Linked DNA regions of Homo sapiens: region 1 is linked to region 2. A link is an interaction called in ENCODE POLR2A ChIA-PET data of the cell type or tissue named here. Cell type or tissue: GM12878. All regions are shown on one strand. Each heading gives the region's core, and the rest is flanking DNA. Links, peaks and the distances in the headings are about the cores only. Region 1 has its middle 22 kb from the start of MELK. Region 2 overlaps MELK (maternal embryonic leucine zipper kinase).

Region 1 (2,801 bases), core at 106-2,605, 82 kb before region 2:
ACTTCCCCAGCCTTGCTAGAAACCTAGACATCCAAATACAAGAAGCTCAAAGAACACCTGGGAAATTCATCGCAAAAAGATCATCACCAAAAAAAAAAAAAAAAAAAAAAAAATGGCCAGGCGCGGTGGCTCATGCCTGTAATCCCAGCACTTTGGGAGGCTGAGGCAGGCAGATCACCTGAGGTTGGGAGTTCGAGACCAGCCTGACCAATATGGAGAAACCCCATCTCTACTAAAAATACAAAAATTAGCCAGTGTCGTGGTGCATGACTGTAGTCCCAGCTACTCAGGAGGCTGAGGCAGGAAAATCGCTTGAACCTAGGAGGTGGAGGTTGCAATGAGCTGAGATCGTGCCACTGCACTCTAGCCTGGGTAACAGAGTAAGACTCTGTCTTTAAAAAAAAAAAAAAAAAAAAGGATCATCTCCAAGGCACATTGTTGTCAGGTTATCTAAAGTTAACATGAAGGAAAGAATGTTTTTTTTTTGAGATGGAGTTTCGCTCTTGTTGCCCAGGCTGGAGTGCAATGGCGCAATCTCGGCTCACCACAACCTCTGCCTCCCAGGTTCAAGCGATTCTTCTGCCTCAGCCTCCTGAGTAGCTGGAATTACAGGCATGTGCCACCATGCCCAGCTAATTTTGTATTTATGGAGGAGACAGGGTTTCTCCACATTGGTCAGGCTGGTCTTGAACTCCCGACCTCAGGTGATCCGCCCGCCACGGCCTCCCAAAGTGCTGGGATTACAGGCATGAGCCACCTCGCCCAGCCCTACCTAGATTGGCATTTTTATTATTATTATTATTGTTTGTTTGTTTGTTTTTTGAGATGGAGTTTCGCTCTTGTTGCCCAGGCTGGAGTGCAATGGTGCGATCTGGGCTCATCGCAACCTCCAATTGGCTATTTTTACTTAGTATGATTCACTTGAGGTTCATCCAAGTTGTATGTGTTAATAGCTCATTCACTTTGATTGCTGCGTAGTAGTCCATGGTTTGAATGTTCCGCAGTTCAGCCATTTATTTACTGAAAGACATTTAGAGGCTGGGCGTGGTTGCTCATGCCTGTAATCCCAACACTTCGGGAGGCCAAGGCAGGCAGGATCACTTGAGCCCAGAAGTTTAAGACAAGCCTGGGCAACATGGCAAACCCCCGTCTCTACAGAAAAATGAAAATTAGCCAGGCTTGGTGGTTCACACCTGTAGTCTCACCTACTCAGAAGATTAAGGTGAGAGGATCACCTGAGCTTGGGGGTGCGGAGGTTGCAGTGAGCTGAAATCATGCCAGTGCACTCCAGCTTGAGTGAGAGTGACACTCTGTCTCAAAAAAAAAAAACACCTTTAGATAATTTACAGTGTTTGGCTATTATGAATAAAGCTGCTGTGAACACTATTACGAGCTTGTGTGTGAAAAAAAATTTTATGTGAGAAAAATGACCAAGAGTGAAATTGCTGAGTCATATGTTAAGTCCATTTTGGGTGGTAAAAAAAAAGCAGCCCTGGCCGGGCAGGGTGGCTCATGCCTGTAATTTCAGCACTTTGGGAGGCTGAGGCAGGCAGGTCACGAGGTCAGGAGTTCGAGGCCAGCCTGACCAACATGGTGAAACTCCATCTCTACTAAAAATACAAAAATTAGCCAGGCATGGTGCCGCGCGCCTGTAATCCCAGCTACTCAGGAGGCTGAGGCAGGAGAATTGCTTGAACCCGGGAGGCGGAGGTTGCAGTGAGCTGAGATCGCACCACTGCACTCCAGCCTGGGCAACAGAGTGACACTCCGTCTCAAAAAAAAGAAAAAAGAAAAGGAAGAAGAAACAGCCCAAGTATTTTTCAGAGCGGCTGTACCATTTTACGTCCCATCCAGCAAAGTATGAGTGACTCAGAGTCTCTGCATCCTCACCAGCTCTTGGCATCATCACTATTTTTTATTTCAGCCATTCTTAGTACTTTGACAATCAAAATTTGCCCACAAATTTCTAAAATATTACCCAGATGGTAGCATTGTGTCTACTGAGAATCATTAGATGACTGGCTCTCAAACTAGGCTGTGCATTCAGATTGTCTAGAGCACTTTATAAACATACCTGTGGCTGGGTCCCTGCTTCACAGATTCTAGTTTAATTGGTCTGGGATGTGACCTGGCCATCAAGAATTGTAAAAGTTCCCCAGGTATTTCAATGTACAAACAAATTCATGAATCACTGATACTATTCCCACGTCTCAGTCATTTTAGTCCTAAAGTTTCAAAATCCTATGGATGAGATAAATCAAGGGTTGAGGCCAGGCGCAGTGGCTCGTGTCTGTAATCCCAACACTTTGAGAGGCCGAGATGGGCGGATCATGAGGTCAGGAGTTTGAGACCAGCCTGGCAATGTAATGAAACCCCGTCTCTACTAAAAATACAAAAATTAGCTGGATGTGGTGGCATGTGCCTATAATCCCAGCTACTCAGGAGGCTGAGGGAGGAGAATTGCTTGAACCCAGGAGGCGGAGGTTGCCATGAGCCAAGATCATGCCACTGCACTCCAGCCTGGGCGACAGAGCAAGACAATGTCTGGGGGGCGGGGAGGGGAATCAAGGGTCGAGATCATTTCTCCAGAATAAGATTTACAGCTAGTGCAGCATTATTTTCCCAGCAGAATGTCAGTAGAGCTCAAAGGGGAAGCAAAAGTAACTGTGGCCTAACATGCTGGGTTAGAAGAAGAAACTTCTTAAAATAGATATATAAGACTAAAACTAAGTCCAAATTACATAAAAACAAACCACAAATGCCTAGGACTCATTTCAATTCCTAGACATATGATGTAGTGG
Region 2 (2,801 bases), core at 28-2,527:
AGCGTTCTGCCTGTCTTGATCTCCCAAAGTGCTGGGATTACAGGTATGAGCCACGGCATCCCGCCTTTTCCCAACTCTTGCTCATTAAGTATGTTAGTAGATACTGAATAAATACTTGAATGAGTTGATGTACTATTGAATGGGCCCTGTTACCTAGTGCAGTGGTTCTCAAACTTCAGCAGATATCAAAATTACCCCGGGCTTGTTAAAATACAGATTGCTGGCCTCCAGCCCCAGAGTGTGTAATTCAATAGATCTGAGGCAGGACTGAAATTTTGCATTTCTAACAAGCTCCCAGAAGATGCTGATGCTGCAGGTCTTGGGGCCACACTTTGAGAACCACAGATTTATTGGAATGAGCCTCTGAGGGTGAAAGATAGGAGTGCTGAAGCCTAGGTAAGCACTCTACCAATTAATCAATGTATCACCTAATCTGATCTATAAAATGGGGGTTCTGAGCCTGGCCTCACTGCTATGTAGTGTTATAAGGACAAAATGAGATTGATAGGAAACACTTTGAAAATATGAGTATCTTCTTAGTGCAATTTTTTTTTCATTATGTATTCAGAATATCTTCTGGTTTTTTCATCTATTAAGTCATCTCCATCTTTTATTCAAAATTTACCTCAGGCTCACTCACCTTGATTAAGTAGGGCCAGACCACCAAATCTCCGTAATGAGATTGAAAATGCCTTACTCTTTCTTCTAGACTCCAAAATAACGTTAATCTTTGTTGATTAATTTTTCTCTCCTTACATTTGAAAATTACAAATGGAAAGGTGTGCTTTTCAACTTGTTCTGTGTGATTGTAAGCTCATTGGAGGTAGAGATTGCATATTCAGTATGAATGCCCTGCATTGTGGCTGCTTGAATGTTTAATTGGTGAATATTTCCCGTGAATAGGTTTTCCAGCAAAAGACTATTACATCATACAATAGATTGAACTTCACGAATAATGTCCATACCAATGAAGTTCATGTTTGTTAAACATTTATCTTCTAAGCCTGTGTTGGTTGCTATAGTTTTCTTGCCTCTGTTGCCTTTTTAAAAGAATTTCTTCCAAGGCCATTTTAAAGTCTTTGACAGCATTTTTGTGATGATAAAGTTTACATCTGTTCTGATGCATTTTTAGTTTTCAGGAGGAAAGGTGTTCTATGTTCTCTATTTGAAATGTTAATCTCTAGCTACTTTTTAATGGCCACTAGGTGGACCCAAAGAAACGGATTTCTATGAAAAATCTATTGAACCATCCCTGGATCATGCAAGATTACAACTATCCTGTTGAGTGGCAAAGCAAGAATCCTGTAAGTAAAATGAAATCCAGTAGAATTTTTTTTTGACTTTGTGTGGTCTTTGGGTGAATTCAGAACCTACAATGATGTGGTCTAAATATACAAGAAAATATATTAATCAGATTGGTGTTTGGGAGACTTGTAACCTAATGGACAGTGGTTCCTTAACCCCATCTGCAAATGAGAATTACCTGGGACCTTAAAAAGAAATGCCTGCTCCCCATCCCAGAACACTTAATGGGAGTTTTTAAAAGCTCCCAGGTGTTTCTCATGTGCAGTCAGTCACAGTGCTCTGGGAATCTTGGACAAGTTACTTAACTTTGCAGAACCTATTTATTCATCTGTAAAAAGTAGGTTAAACCAGTTCTACTTCCCAGAGAAGTTATGAGGGTACAGTAGTTCTCAAACTTTTTAGTTTGAGGATCCCTTTATACTCTTAATATTTATTTATTCATTAAAAACTAATATGATAAAACTATTGCATATTAACACAAATATTTTTATGAAGAATAACCATTTACAAAATAAATTTAGCAAAAAGAATGACATTGTTTTACAACTTTGCAAATTTCTTTAAAGTCTGGCTTAATAGAAGACACCTGTATAGCCACCTGCTTCTGTGTTCAGTCTGTTTTGATAGGTTGTTTTGATTGAAGCCAAGGAATAAAATGCAGCCTCACACAGATATGCAATAGGAAAAGGAAGAAAAATTCTAATAGCCATTCAGACAGTTTCTGATAGCCCATTAAAACTTGACAAATGGTAGTTTCTTAAAGGGTAATTGCATGTGGAATCTGAAGCCATATCAATGAAATTTTGTACTGTATTCCATAAAATCCATTGTTCTGTCCATTGGATCTTTTCCTCACATAACATGATGCATTGGTTATTTGGAAAACACTGGTTTGCTGAGTTATGCAAATCTTCCAAACGTTAACACATTTCGTTATACAACATTAAATCACATTCCTTAAAATCACTACTGATCTCAGTAGAAAAGTCTTTAACTATTGGAAAGCACTCAAGATCATGGTGGCAAATAAAAGTTTTCTAAATTCTAATTTTTGCTTAAAAGCTAAAATTCTATCATTGACAACAAATATGTCATTCTCCTTGAACTGACAAATTCCCTTGGTTCATTTTTGAGAAAATGTCTGCTGAACATTTAAGTCTAAATAACTATAGTTAGTCCGTGTTCTTTCTCATCAAAATGGTGTTCTTTGAAAAAAATGGCTAATTAGGCCAGGCACGGTGGCTCACACCTGTAATCCCAGCACTTTGGGAGGCTGAGGCAGGCGTATTACTTGAGGTCAGGAGTTCCAGACCAGCCTGGCCAACATGGTAAAACCCCATCTTTACTAAAAATGCAAAAAATTAGCTGGCATGGTAGTGCCTATAATCCCAGGTTCTCAGGAGGCTGAGGCAGAAGAATTGCTTGAACTCGGGAGGCAGAGGTTGCAGTGAGCTAAGAGCGCCACCGCACTCCAGCCTTGGGTGACAGAGCGAGAC

What was found. ChIA-PET counts read pairs that join two places held together with the same protein. Peaks named below come from ENCODE experiments on the same cell type or tissue, not always from the same donor. Only the 100,000 strongest peaks of a DNase experiment are listed, where the experiment ranks them.
Region 1: POLR2A ChIA-PET joins it to region 2 with 5 read pairs; 3 of 35 experiments call an interaction of 5 or more read pairs at or near these places.

The regions. Positions count from the first base shown.
Region 1 is chr9:36,549,364-36,552,164 of GRCh38, forward strand. No RefSeq gene overlaps it. Among named protein-coding and RNA genes, the nearest start is that of MELK, 22 kb to the right of the region's middle. RefSeq lists enhancers at 1,259-1,538, 2,642-2,781. In GM12878, for the core only: no CTCF peak of the experiment used is centred there; a DNase peak (open chromatin) is centred at 1,418; H3K27ac peaks cover 1,459 bases.
Region 2 is chr9:36,631,897-36,634,697 of GRCh38, forward strand. MELK (maternal embryonic leucine zipper kinase) reads left to right here. Exons shown (of 18, transcript NM_014791.4): 10 at 1,206-1,304. Among named protein-coding and RNA genes, the nearest start is that of MELK, 60 kb to the left of the region's middle. In GM12878, for the core only: a CTCF peak has its summit at 1,206 (motif pointing right); no DNase peak of the experiment used is centred there.